Linked DNA regions of Homo sapiens: region 1 is linked to region 2. Evidence: read pairs that join two places in POLR2A ChIA-PET (ENCODE). Cell type or tissue: endothelial cell of umbilical vein. All regions are shown on one strand. Links, peaks and the distances in the headings refer to the core of each region. The heading gives the core; the rest is flanking DNA. Region 1 overlaps CALD1 (caldesmon 1). Region 2 overlaps CALD1 (caldesmon 1).

Evidence for each region. Peaks named below come from ENCODE experiments on the same cell type or tissue, not always from the same donor. Only the 100,000 strongest peaks of a DNase experiment are listed, where the experiment ranks them.
Region 1: POLR2A ChIA-PET joins it to region 2 with 11 read pairs; 4 of 35 experiments call an interaction of 5 or more read pairs at or near these places.

What each region holds. Positions count from the first base shown.
Region 1 is chr7:134,923,945-134,931,617 of GRCh38, reverse strand. It overlaps CALD1 (caldesmon 1), which reads right to left. Exons shown (of 15, transcript NM_033138.4): 4 at 2,718-2,864. Among named protein-coding and RNA genes, the nearest start is that of AGBL3, 59 kb to the left of the region's middle. In endothelial cell of umbilical vein, for the core only: no CTCF peak of the experiment used is centred there; no DNase peak of the experiment used is centred there.
Region 2 is chr7:134,781,853-134,789,525 of GRCh38, reverse strand. All of the region lies in intron 1 of CALD1 (caldesmon 1), which reads right to left. All of the region lies in intron 1 of LOC124901750 (a long non-coding RNA gene), which reads left to right. Among named protein-coding and RNA genes, the nearest start is that of CALD1, 6.1 kb to the right of the region's middle. RefSeq lists an enhancer at 4,404-4,904. In endothelial cell of umbilical vein, for the core only: no CTCF peak of the experiment used is centred there; a DNase peak (open chromatin) is centred at 4,625.

The DNA of each region.
Region 1 (7,673 bases), core at 1,228-3,727, 140 kb before region 2:
AATGTTTAGAAACTCCATCAAATTTCATAGTTCAGACCAAACTTGGCCCTTTCAACGTTCAAATTCACTTAATTTTGGAAAAAACACATTTCATATTTAACAATGAAAATGGCAGAGTAAAAACTAGCTTTAAAACTTTCTTGGCCTTTACTTTTGCTTCAGGATATTGCCTCCATGAAATTAGACATATAAGGATTAAATGTCCCTACAAATGCAAAAAATTTATAATTTAAGGGGAAGTCTATAGAGGGGCCATTTGGATCAATTGAATTCTAATAATTTTTAAAAGGCACCAAAATTCCAAAGTGCTAGCCAGATTAAAGTACTCTTATGCTAAGAAACCAACAAACTGTATTGAACATTTCTTTGCCTATTTATAAATCATGACCACAATTATCAGTAGATATCAAATGCCAGTTAGAGTTGTTTAGCCCCAAGAAGACTTATTCTTCTTGTGGCTAACTAATATGTCAGAGATAAATCACACATTCTCAGACCTCAATATGATTTTCTAAAAAAAAAAAGAATTTGATTTCAATTAATAGCATGAAATAATGAATAACAGCCAAATATCCGAAGAGAAGCACAAGGAAAAGCAAGATTTTAAAAGCAAGAAAACTACAGATCACCAGTAATTTTTAAAGCTCCTGTTGACCACTCATTAATAACAAGATTCAGGAAAGGCATCAAAATGCCATTTTTAAAACTCTTTCTATTATTTCTCTCTCAGCTTGAAAATGGAAAAGGCAGTGAATGACTACGTTGCCCTCCCGTGTTAAGAATCTGGTAACAGTGAAAATTTATTGAGTGCTTACTATGTGTAAGACACTGCATTTTACATGTATTGTTACATAGTTTAAGTTTAGCAGCATTTTTTGGAGAAAGGTATAATTTTTATTTCCATTTAACTGAAGAAATACAGTTAGTGAAAGGTCAAATTGGGAGTCAAAGTCAATTAGTGAACCCTAGAAATTATACCTATTTCCCCTTTGCTATACCTACTCCCCAATTAGAAGCTACTTATTGAGGGAAAGGGTAAACAATATTGTGCTACCGGCCAACATTTTCAAGACTGCTTTCTGAAACCTTCTAATACAGCCTCTCAAACTTGGGTTAAGGAGGCCAGGACCCATTCCCTTTAGAATTTTCTAAATAGACTGAATTAAACAAAACAAACTAAAACCAAAACCACATGTGAGATCTTATATAGTGTAACCATTATAATCAGTCCATGGTTTTAAATTAAAATTATTTTCTCCATTTTCCTCCTCAAATATCCTCATCTTTTTTAGACCTTGGGGCACATAAATGACAATATAAATGACATATACTAACCATTAGCATAATGAACCATGTGACCTTATTTCTGCTGCAAAAGCCCTCTTTGAAGAAGTTGAACCTATTAGGCATTCTCAAGTTCCCTGATTTCAACCAGGGCCCGAGTGAGAAAATACGTAATAGCAAACTCATTAAGTGTGTTTGAATAATCACATTAAATTAAGCGGAATTCTGTATCTTGTTGAATATTATAATGATCAGAGACTATTGATTCAGGCTGTATATTAGAAAAAAGAAGACATCTGCAATTCATGCCCACTTTAAAAATTCACGTGTTACCTATTAATGGTAGCCATGGAGGACTCTACTAAACTAACATATCTTCAGTTCAAAACAGATAGCAACACCCTACAGAATAAATGTAAATACTTTTCCTTATTTAAAGATATAACCTACCAGAAAACAGTATAGATTCCTTAAAGAACTAAAAGTAGAACTAACATTTGATCCAGCAGTCCCACTACTGGGTATCTACCCAGGGGAAAAGAAGTCATTATATGCAAAATATACTGGTACACGCATGTTTATAGAAGCACAATTTGCAATTGCAAAAATATGGAAGCAGCTTAAATGCCCATCAACCAAGCAGTGGGTAAAGAAAATGTGGTGTATATATATATATATATATATATACACACACACACACACACACACACACGTATATATACACACACCATGGAATACTATTCAGCCATAAAAAGGAACACAATAATGGAATTCACCGCAACCTGGATGGAGTTGGAGACCATTATTTGAAGTGAAGTAACTCAGGAATGGAAAACCAAATATCAAATGTTCTCACTTACAAGTGGGAGCTAAGCTATGAGGATGCAAAGGTAGAAAAGTGATATAATGGACACTGGGGACTCGGGGAGAAAGGTAGGAGGGTGTGAGGGGGAAAATACTGCGCATTGGGCGTGGTGTGTACTGCTCGGGTGACGAGTGCACCAAAATATCAGAAATCACCATTAAAGAACTTATCTGTGTAACCAAAACCCCACCTGTTCCCCCAAAACTATTGAAATTTAAAGAAAGAATTAAACAGAAAAAATAGACCATACTTATTTTTAAGATATAGCACACCATACTTATTAAATTAAACAAATGCTAGATTGTGAAATGAAATAAAAGCCTTCAACTGGGGTATGTTTATGAGATGGGAACGGGGTGGAGAGAAATAGAATAGTGTGTCCTAGTGTCTAAATCAGATTGCCTGTCTAATCAGATTAGTTGCCTAAAATGACTGCAAAATAATTAAACCAGTTAGATTGAAAAAGGGTTGAGTTGGGCTGAGAAAGGAATGCTCTGCTCAACAAATTCCATTCAACGGACAGGCTAAGACGCAAGTTAGAAACTCCCCGTCCCAAAGAGGACAGTACCTGTTCTGGGCATTCACCTCCACCTGGTCGGTCACCTGTCCCAAGGATTCTTCCTCCTGCTTCTGCCGCAGCCGTTCCTGTCGGGCTCGGCGGCGCCGTTCCCGGGCTGCCTCCTCTTCATCATCGTCATTCCTCTGGTAGGCGATTCTGCAACATTACAAAGACAACCTCTTGAGCGTGCCACTTGCCACGTGTCTTCACCAACCTCTTGGCAGGAACAGCCCTGAGCCCTTTTCTGAACTTCACTGCTTAATGAACCACATACGTCTAAAAGGATGGTTCAGTTCCTTAAGTTTAGCGACCTAGTCAGCTAGCTTTCAAACTTTTAACTATTTGAAAAACATGAATCCAATAGCTACAGAAGATAATTTACAATGACCAAATAACAACTTAAACTAAAACATTCTGCACAAAAGCAAGTTGCCTTTGGAAACTGTGGGTTAGTTTTTTTTTTTTTTTTTTTTTTTTTTTTGAGACCCAGTCTTGCACTGTCACCCGGGCTGGAGTGCAGCAGCACAATCTCGGCTCACTGCCACCTCCACCTCCTGGGATCAAGTGATTCTCCTACCTCAGCCTCCCGAGCAGCTGGGATTACAGGCACATGCCACCATGCCCAGCTAATTTTTGTATTTTAGTAGAGATGGGGTTTTGCCAAGCTGGCCAGGCTGGTCTCCAACTCCTGACCTCATGATCCGCCCGCCTCGGCCTCCCAAAGTGCTGGGATTACAGGCGTGAGCCACCGGGCCTGGCCTTGTAAGATTTAGAAGAAGGGACCCAAAGTATTGAACCAAAAATAAACAAAATGCTTACTTCAAAAGATACAGCATGTTGCATGAGTTATTTGTGTAGACACTGTCACGAAGATCAGAAAAGAATCAAGTTACACTACCAACCGGGACTTTGGTGCTAATAAGCCAAAATTATTAAAATTATTTAATAATTATAATAAATATTATATTATAATAAATATTATTAAATAATACATATTATTAAAATTAAATATTATATTAAATAATAAATATTATTAAAATTGGGAGTAGGATATCTTCTTTGCTTGGATTTTGTTTTTCCCTCCAGTTCCTTTTCCCTGGCGAGAGAAGGTGTTACTGACAATTGGTAGGATGCTTCAGAGTCAGTGCATTTTGAAGGGGTGGCAGCTCCCTTTAAGGCCCCCCTCTTTTGCTCTAAAATGTGCCTTAGTATCATACCACCCACATGCTGGGCACATCACAATGGCCCACAGGTGTGTATTTAGATAGATGTCTATGAGCTGAAGAAGGCAGAAGAGACACAGAGGACTTCACATGTGTATATATTATTTAGCTTTTTTTTTTTTTTTTTTTTTTTTTGAGACACAGTCTAACTCTGTCACCCAGGCCAGAATGCAGTGGTGTGATCACAGCTCACTGCAGCCTTGACCTCCCAGGCTCAAGCAATTGTCCCACCTCAGCCTCCTGAGTAGCTGGGACTATGGGTGCACACCACCACACCCAGCTAACTTTTGTATTTTTTTTTTTAAGAGATGGTGTTTCATTATGTTGCCCAGGATGGTCTCGAGCTCCTGAGCTCTATTTAGCTTTTGTAGTCATCTAAAGTGAATGTCTATTTGAGGAAATTACAAATCAATATCACTATGCTAGATATGTTTCTCCTAATACTTATTTCCAAATAAAGAATTGGGGCTGGGCAACTGCAGATGCTCAAACTCAAGAGGAAATAGCTATTTTGACACGTTTGACTTAGCTGTTTTTGAAGGTAGAATGTGTACTGAGATACAGAGTGCCAAGAAAGGATGGGTGCTGGCTTGATGGGTCAATGGGTTGGGTATGGGTATGGGGCTGCATTGTGTAGGAAGCTGCTTTTTGTATTGGAGAGTTACAGTGTTTTTATTACAATGTTACTTACATATCTACAAAATAGAAACCCAGATATGTAAACATTTCATGCTAATAATTCTTTTTAAAACTGTGGTAAGAACACTTAACATGAAATCCACCCTGTTGGCATATTTTAAAGTGTACAATACACTTTAAATTGTTAAAATTGTTAACCATATTGTTAACTATAGGTACAATGTTGCATGGTACTTCTCTAGAACAGGCTTATAATTCTTATATCATTGCAAAGCCAAAATAATTTGCAAATTAAAACAAAACAGTAGAACCATACTACTTATACCATATATTAACCTAATATAACTGATGATGGTTTGCTCATGTTAGAGTTGTAAGTTAGGCATTTTTAGGCTTAGAGTCAGTACTTTATTTCATCTGTGTCATCTTTTGACTTCAATAATAAGAATGCTATGAATGTTTTTTCACTGAGGTATCTCATAAAAAACAGGATTAATGATTCCGAAGGTTGGTTGGTTTCTTCTTTGCTACTTGAGAAAATCTGACTTCATATTTACTAAAATCTGCTCATGTGCAATCCTCAAAAGCCAATACAAATAAAATGTCACTTAGTAATTCTATAAAATGGGCTGGTTTATTTCACAAATATGGGGGGGCAATGTGATATAGTTGATAATGGATGACTAGATTAGGATTCAGAAAACTTGGGTTTTAGAATTGGTCTCTTACTAATTTGCAGCCCTTTGATTAACCTTTTAAAGTTAAATTTAAAGTTAAATTTTAGAGTTAAATTTTCTTGTGTGTGACAATCAAATGAAATAATAGATAGATATGTTGTGGCAAAGCATTCTACACTGCAGTGTCTTCCTGTTATTAGGAAAGTTCAGTTAAGGAGCCGCTTCGTGAGGAAAAATGAGTTCAATTTTAGACTTGTTGAATTTGAGGTGACATGACAGGATTCGAATGTTCCTTTCTAATTCAATCACATTGTAGTTGAAGTAGAAAGCCCTTCCCAGTGGTTTGGCTTCACCCTTCAGATTCTTGGCCTAATGTTCCTTTGGCTTATTTCTTGGTAGACAGCTTTAACCGCAACAGGGAGAATCAATCCTTAATAACTGCTTCCTAAACTAATCAAACAGGAAGTCTCAATTTGCTTTTCTACATCTCTGGATCAGCCATGAGGTCATGACTGTTACTTGGGGCCTTCTTCTTCCAAGACAAGCAAGAGGCATAAAACTCCGTATGGGACATCCCTATTGATAGGGTTAGGCTTTGTGTCCCCACCCAAATCTCATCTTGCATTGTAATCCCCCGTGTCAGGTGTTGAGGAAGGAATGTGGTGGGAGCTGACTGGATCATGGGGGTGGTTCCCTCATGCTGTGCTCGTGACAGTGAGTGAATTCTCTCAAGGTTTTTATAAGTGTTTGGCAAGTTCCTCCTTCGCTCACTCTTCTCTCTTCTGCTGCTTTGTAAAGAAGGTGCCTGCTTCCCCTTCCTCCATGATTGTAAGTTTCCTGAGGCCTCCCCAGCTATGAGTGAGTCAGTTAAACCTCTTTTCTTTATAAATTACCCATCTTGGGCAGTTCTTTACGGCAGTGCAAGAACGAACTTATACACCTATCCTAAAAGCAAAACTCCTCCGTCCCCTTAATGGAATATAACCTTAAGTCCTTAATTTCCCACTATTTTCAGAACTTACCATCTTTCTCTTTTCACCTACCCACTGGGCTTCATGGCTGGATATTGCTGGCTGTTAGCTCTGACATGAACTAGATTTGCCACGTAGGCCACATCACATGTAACCTCTCTTCATCTTTGATTTCTCAGTGGAGCAACCTGAACAACCGATCATCTCCACTATCTCTTCTACCTCTTCTTGCTTGGTACAGCTTAAAGTTTATAGGCAATCATTCTCCATTGGGAGCCCATTTTCTAGGATACACAGCTACTAGAGTGTATTAGTCCGTTTCACACTGCTATAAAGAACTGCCCGAGACTGGGTAACTTATAAAGGAAAGAGGTTTAATTGATTCACAGTTCAGCATGGCTGGTGAGGCCTCAGGAAACTTACAATTATGGCAGAAGGTGAAGGGGAAGCAAGGCACCTTCTTCACTAGGTGGCAGGAAGAAGCGCCAAGTGAAGGAGGAAGAGCCCCCCCTTATAAAACCATCAGATCTCGTGAGAACTCACTGTCATGAGAATAGCACGGGGGAAACTGCACCCATGATTCAGTTACCTCCACCTGGTCTCTCTCTTGACACATGGAGATTACGGGGAGTACAATTCAAGATGAGATTTGGGTAGGGACACAAAGCCTAACGATATCACGGGGCAAAATATCTATGGATCTTTTTATGACTACTAATAAAGAAACATATTAAAATTATTTACAAAGTTAAGAACAAAAAAAGAGCTAAAATGGTTTCATGGCATTTTCAATCATAACATGTCCAGTTGCTGGTTCAAGAACATATCAGTTGACTTTATAGGTAAAATTGTGTCCATGCCAAATGACTTGATAGGGGTGAAAATTCTTCAACTCTGAGGCTCCCTACATTAGCGTTAGGCAAGCAAAGCAAACAGTCATTTCTTAGCTTTTAGGCCTCTCCCTCATGGTGAGCTTCCCATCCTACTAACACCACAGGTTTATTATTTTTTCTTCCGAAATTGAAAAAAAAGTACCCTGAATTGTTCATTCTTTTGGATTTTAAAAGCAACGCACACATAAATTTTTTTTAAAACCAAACAATTCAAAATATATAAAGGAGAAAGTAAAAGCCACTCCCGAGAATCATGCAAACCCAGATTTGAACATGATGAGTATGTGATATATTCTACCATTTTCCTGTGCATGCACAGACATTTTTGTTTTTAATAAAATAGGGTTATGTCATACATATCATTTCACAAACCATTTCTTTAATTTACCTTGTTTATGACTATTTTTAACATGTTAGCAATATATAATTTCAATAGCAACACAGTATTACCACTTAGGTATACACATACATAATGATTACATGGATCTATTATGACTAACCAATTTTCTACTGAGGCACATTTAAGATTGTTTTCAACTTTATATCTTCTTATAAACAATGC
Region 2 (7,673 bases), core at 3,074-5,573:
TGGAGGAGAAATCATCCCCATTTTGTAAGTGAAAAAAGTGGTAAATTTGAGATTCAAACTCAAGTTCTCCTGACTCCAAAGTTTGTTCTCAAATAGATCTCAATTCTTTCTAGAGCCACATACAAAAGAGGAGTCTCAGTGACGTGGAGTAACTAGCAAGAGGCAGCATAGCACAGTGGTAAAGAAGGTGGGCAGTGCCTCCAGATTATCCCGGGTTTAGATCCTGACCCAGCTACTTACTAGCTGTGGGACCTTAGCTATATTACTTAATCTAATCGTAACTCAGTTTCTTCATCTGTAAAATTAGCTGTTATGAAGATAACTTATTTTATTTTTACCTAATAAAAATCTACATGCTACTTAGCATGTGCCAGGCACTGTTCTAAACACTGAACAATGATACAATTCATGAGGAATCAATGAGCTCCAACATGAACACTGGCTTCAGGTATTTTTAAAGTAGAAATTGTAGACTTTTTTTTTTTTTTTTTTTTACTTTTTGTTTTTTTCTGAGACAGGGTCTCACTGTGTCACCCAGGGTGGAGTGCAGTGGTACAATCTCAGCTCACTGCAGCTTCGACCTCCCAAGCTCATGTGATCCTCCCACCTCAGCCTCCCAAGTAGCTGGGACTACAGATGCACACCACCATGGCCGGCTAATTTTTGTATTTTTTGTAGAGGCAGTGTTTCACCATTTTGCTCAGGCTAGTCTCAAACTCCTGCCCTTAAGCAATCTGCCTGCCTTGGCCACCCAAAGTGCTGGGACTACAGGCACGAGCTACCACTACCAGCCTGACATTTATTTCTTTCACTCATTTAACTCATTTATTAATACTATGTGCAGGACACAGCACATTTTTAGGTTCAAATCACAGCACTGAAAAAGCCAAACAAAGTCTCTACTTTCATAGAGCTTATGTTCTAGGAGCATGAGAAATAAATAAGCAAGCAAACAAACAAATATGCAATCATAAGCATACATTATGAATATGCATGTAACTGAACCACAGAGGTATTCCGCTTGGCTCTCCAATGCAGAGGCTAATTTTACCACCGCATCCCTTAGGGTCAGTGATGTGCTAGTCAATGTTTAGCAACAAGTTCTTGGGTGAGGGGAGGGGAGTCTGCTTTGTAGCATGGGCTGATTTCTGTGGTGTAATTACTTCCATCATGGTCAATTTCAAGTTCTGAATATGACATCACTGAATGAAGAATTGGGAGGAGAAGCTCAGTTGCACAGCATTTTATACAGTATTTCCACCATATAGCCACAATAGATGTAACTAACCTCAAGAGAATAGATAATAGTGAAACATAGCAAAATAATTAGGAAGAGTTTTGAGTATTTATTATCTTGGCTCTTCATATAATGTGTTTAATTGTAAGTTTATATGATTTAGTTTTTATAATGGCTGTGTTTTACAACTGGCTCTCAAAATTCTCGAAAGTTTAACAATGAGCTTTTGGGAGCCAGTATGAGTTTGGGGTGCAGAGAAAGTGGGGACAGTGTTAGAGATGAAGGAGACTGAGTCCAGATGGTGCCATTGTACAGAGGTGGATTCTAATCTAATTCCTTTTTAGCTCCTCTTCTCCAACAAGCTCTGCTTCTATGTACACACGGAAGCACCTGCCCTCTAAACCGAAGAGCATGGGTACAAATATAGTAACAATTTTGACATTCTTACTAGATCAGGTCACTCTTGCAGAGAAACTTTTGGCTCTCCAATCTTTAGTGAATATAATCCATGTACTCAGTGCTCTGAATATGGTAGATTCTTCTGTGCAATACAGAGGATGTAATTCCTAACTGCCGAATAAAGGAAGAACCTAGAGATAAATTTTCTGTCCTTCTGCAAAAGCAAATTATCCCCCATCCATGCACTCAAAGTCTCCTGTCTCTTAGGGTCCACATACTTTCAAAAGGGCCACCCAGGGAAGCATCTAAACCAGGGGCTGTGATGACTCCTGCCCTAGAGAAGATGTAGGGGTGAGGGTGGAGGTGGAGGAAGCTTCTCCCCTCTTCAGGATTTGTGCATCCTCACCACAAAGTGGAAACAGAGAAAAACATCTTCAGCTTTTCCTAGGAAGCGAAATATCTGCTCAAAACCTCCTAAGAACAGAAATACTTAAAATTTTTTTTCTCCTAGATTCACCCCTCCCCCTAAGCCTAAATTTCCCTTAGTAATGATGGCTGGAAAAGGAAGTGGGAAATACCATGAGAAATTTTATTCTTGCCACATTTCCAGTCCTTTACAAAAGCAAACACTGGAAATCTCATCAGAAAAATTTGACCTTACAGGGTTGATAACTTTGTGCTTAAACTGAAAAAAAAGCAAAACTAAAGGTTTTGCTCTTCTGGCCAAACGGATTATTTGGCATATGCAACTATAATTTTTAGAAAGAAATTATTCAAAACTAAAGAAATAGGCTTCTGAGGAATAAGTAACTACATACATCTACTATCAATTATTTTAACGATAGGTGCACAGAACTGTTTCTGAGCCAGGATGTTTTATCAGAGTCACCAGGGAACTTTTACAAACTACAGATGCCTGGACCCCCTTCTAGACCTACCGAATCAGAATCTCTAGAGGATAGGTCTCAGGGATGTGTATTTTCAAAAAGCTCTACAGTTGATTCTGATTAAGATACTGGTTAAGATGCATGGGTATATAGGCAGATTGGGCAGCATTGTATAACCTAAATTTGCTAACTGTTAAAACATGCTCTCTTACTATCAGGGGAAGTAATGTGGTATATTGAAAAGGTTAACTGCTTGGAACTTAGGAGCTGTGTGTTTTGGAACTATCTTACCACTAATTAACTGGATGACTTTGGTCAAGTCACTTGGTTTGTTATTTCATTCAACAAATATTTATTGAGATTCTGCCGTGTGCCACGCACTGGGTATATACGAATGAAAAAAAAATAGAGGTTCCTGTCCTTATATATCTGACAGACCAATAAGACAGGGCAGACATTAATCGAAGAAACCTACAAATACATACATAATTTTACTTGGTGTGGCTAGGCTTTGGAGAATAAAAAATAGATCACTGGTTCATATTTTAAAAAGAATTTCTACTTAAGATCCCAAATTTCCTGTCCCAACCTTCCCACACATAATATAATTATATGTTTTAAGTCCACTCATTAATAAAACACAAAAACACAAACTTAAAAGCTACTATGAATTCAATAACTCTTTTAAATAAATTAGCATTTTATCATTATAATGTATGTATAGAATTAGAAAAATAGTAGCACATATGATGTAAGATATATTATTTACTCAGAGTAGCTTGCCAAAAGCACTTGCTGCATATACAGATTTGTTTACCTCTTGCAATGACTTTGTGGCCTCCCAGGGATCCACCACCCAGAGGTTAAAAACCTACAGACCACATTAATGAAGACTAAAACATGGTACTTGAGTAGATATGGCCCTTCTCTTCCACAACAGATATCACTATCAGTGACCACATTTTCCCCTCCCCTCTGAGCTTAGATTCATCCTCAGAATCCTTCTTAACATGCCAATTGGTTGGAGCTGGCATACAGATGAAAAGTTATATGTACTCCTTGGGCTGAATGAGCTCCTAAGGTCTTGCCCAGCTTAAAAATTCTATGAATTTATATATTCAGTTCTGTTCTGCTGCCTTGAGAAACACAAATGCCTTCTCCCATGTTCATATAAAAGTACCCCAAATATTAGAAGATATTTATGTGGCCTCATTTTCTTTTCTTTGGGATAAACAGCTCTAGATCCCTTATCGGTTCAGCATATGTTTTGCCTCCTGACTCCCTCCAGCCTTTGATGCTAACCCTAGAATGCATATGTATCCATGCCTTTCAGAAAAATGAGCCCAGAACAGAGCACAAGTTCCCAAATGGGATCCGAACTATGCAGAACTCAGGGGATATTTTAGTCCACTTGACAAACACCATGATGGGTGCTCAATGGATTAAAAATTACATAGCAAATATTGCTTAGATCTGAAACTTCCAGTGATTAAGAGTACACCAGCTTTTATGCATTCACCTTATTATGTACTGTGGTTTACATTGAGTTGTGCTTGTTTTTATTTATTAAAATTGTTAAATGATTACATATTAAATCTTCAAGACTGCTTTCATTTGAAGGGAGCCATATCACATGGAAGATTCATATGAAGTTTCTTGCCAACAATAATATCCAGAATGTTTTTTCCCAAAATCTTTCTGAGATGGATGATTCTTATCCTTTCAGTTACCAGTGGTGCAAACTTCTAGATTAATCTCCCTTAACACTGGCTCAGTGGGTCACAGTGATCATCAAGAACTGTGTGATCATTCATTGGGTGTTTGCCTCTCTAGGAGTTTATTCACCTCAAAATTCAAATGATTCCCATTGAGAGCTGTTGGACATTTCAGCTAATTTGCCTTCCATGCTCAATTTCTCTTCTAACTAAAATTACCCATTGAGCTCTTCTTTGCCCAGGGGTGACCACTGCCTGGATTAGAGTAATTCATCCTTAGGCGCGCCTGTGCCTTTGATGTCCTCCTCCTACTAAAGGATTTGCCAAAGACAATAGTCTTTGACTGAACCAATCAGATCTCCTCTCTCAGGACTGGACCTGGAAACACAGAAGAAATTTTCCAGTTGATAGAACAACAGAAAGAGGCAGACACGTGCGCTGAGCTGAGTCACACTAGTGGAAAGGGATGGAGTAAATATCCATGGACCGCGGCTGGGATCCTCTCACCCACCTTGACTCTAACTCTACTCTCTTTGGGCCCTGGTCCTATTTGGGCTTCTGCTCTTGGATATCCCTGTGATTTCATCCGTTCGTTAATCTGTGTCTTACAATCCTGGCCCTTTACTTGAGCTACCAAAGTTTGCTCACATAGAGGTCTATTTCTTCCTAACACTGGGCCATGTGCTCTCCCAGACTTCACCTTATTCATCCATACACTACTTCACTAAGCTCTGCCTGACTTCTGATTTTTGCTGTTTCTTCTTTACTCACCTGGCTGTCATGCACAACTTAGCCCATTTTTGTAACTGATATCCATTCTGGCTTAGACTGGTCCTCCTGACCCCAGTGGAACTAATATCTTTGATGCCAACTGGTCCTTGGCCCTCTTGGGCACTTTGCCTTGGTCCTTCTGGTCTTCAGCACAAGGTGAAGTCAGCCTGGTTCCCCAGCAATGTATCTTGAGACAAGCGAGGGGGAATGTTATATGTGGGTGTCAGAGGAACTAATTATATATTCCTGCTTAATATGTTTCTCTCCAAGTGAGATTATTCCCTTTTAGTCAAGTGCTTTCATGGAGTATTCACAAAACAATGCCAGAAGCCTCAGGATACCATCAAAAAGCAATTTATCTTCAAGTTATACATCATTTATACATATACATATATTTTCAAAGAAAAGCCATGTACTAAAATGAGTGCCCGATATACTAAAATCTTTTAAAAATGTATTTTCCTTCAACTATTCCCTTACTGCTGCTTAGCAAGCCTTTTATTAACTTCTGGGTGTTCTTTTTACGTACACTTAATAGCAGCCATTCCTGGATTTCTCTAGCCCCCACGAGCTCCCCATAGAAAATTGCTTCTTTTCTGGAAATGACCTCTTTTTCTTTGAAATGGAGGTCATATGACGCAATCTCCACCTATATATCTGTGTATTTACCCCCTCTTTTCTTCCTTCCAGATCATGGACACCTCCACTCATGTTCTGATCCCATCCACCCTTGTCTTCTATGGGAATCCAGATCTGACCCCACTCCCCATCTTACATGCCCCAGCTCAAAGGTCTCTTACCTGTCAATCATGAAGCGTGGGTTTACAAAGGGACCTTAAGGGTTCACAGTTTTTATCAGATTCTCAAAGGTTTCCATAGCAACAACACAGGGAAGAACAACACAGGGAACAACCTCATCACCCCTCCCTCACAGCCCAGGTCATAGTTTCCCCCCGACCCCGCTCCCATAGCCTTACCCACAGCCTGCCAATTATGAGTTTGGGGTGAGAAGCAGAGTGGGTCCTTACCACAAAACATGCTCTGACATCTCCTCTGTCTGTGCAAGTGGCTTTCCCTAGCTAGAACCTATCTGTGCTAGAGTGTTCTGCTGTACTCTGGGCCTCATCTTAGAGCTGGCCCCTGCAAATTGTCAATGTTGGATCAAGAAAGCTCCCTATCCGGTACAGGGATGGGGGAGCTGGGGAAGAGGTTACAGGTGGAGGCCTGGGGGTAAGGAAGTTAGGGATGCAACTAGGGTCGGTTACAGCTGGGAGCACTAAAGACAGAAGCAAAGAGGTGAGAGGCGAGCTCCGTGGAGCAGTCTGGTTTCAATACCAACAGGAACCACAGCCAGGTGTTCCTGCCTTCCTTGCCCTTCCTACAAGGCCCAGGCATGACGTTCCGGGGTTCATTCCATGCTTTTGGCTGGAGGCAGAGAAGCTGCCTCAATTACTTAAGGGCTTTCTGTTGTCAGCACTTTCTCACTGGTCTTATGCTCAAGTGGATCTTTGGATTTCCTGGTGCCTTGTACCACTGATGGCCCATCTTATTCCACTTCCTTATATTTGTGTCCTCTTAGTCTGTGATCATCAAAGTAAAAATTCAGACAACATTGGGATAGACCAGTATTCACTGGACACGGCTCAGGGCTCTAGAAATAACCAGGAGCGAGAAGATATCACTCAAGGGTCCTTAAATACGAGAAAGGAAGAGATCATTAGGGATACTAGGTAAGAAGTGGAGGATACCAGCCAAGATGAGCATAATGTCCAGAGGACTCAAATGATAGGCAGTTCAGGGTATAGAATCTGCAGGGAAGAGGGAGCAAACAGCTTCATCTCATTTGGACGTCTTAACCACTGTGGGACATCGGAGAAGCATTACCAATGTCCGTTCTTCACTCAACAGATGAAGTCAAAAGCTGATGATTTCCTCAAAAAGGTCAGGGTTACTTAAGCAGAGGAACCAATACTAGAACTGAGATGTTGTAGTGGTTCTCATAAGTTAAGCCTGTGCCAAAAGTTTCTCTTTAAACTACCCATCTACTCAGGACTTATGGGCATCTCTCCAATAGCAAACTTGGATTAGCCTGACAGATGAAGGACTTTCAGTAAGGAGCTAATGGTATCTTCTCAGGCCCTAAGAGAACTTAACGCAGAAAACGCCCTTTTGAAGTCTGAAAATTCTTTGGCAGCATCTTTCTAACCTCCTCCTTAGTCCTACCATGCTATTTGCATACCACTCTATCAGCATTTTTCCTGTCCCCCGACCACATTTCTGAGACATGTGATAGACTACAGGCAAATGGGGAACTAGCAAATCTCTTTTCATGCCCATCTCTGAATCACTTTTGCGTCTTGCTAAGGAATGACTAACTGGTAATCATGCTATCAAGAAAATGGCAAATGGAGACAATTACATGTGTTTCTACAAAAATGCCTGCTGAGGTGCATTTTATTTATCAGAACAGAGAATACCTGGGCTAGATTCTGGACCTTTACATGGCTGGCCATAAGATCAACTTATTCTATCTACCTAAGACAAGGAGATTCTCAGGCCAGTCACAGGAGCCAATTAGAATTGTTAATGATTCTCATAATAAGGCAGTTGCCTTACTGTCAGGAAATGCTTTCATGTATCTCATTTAAAATCCTTTAAACTGCA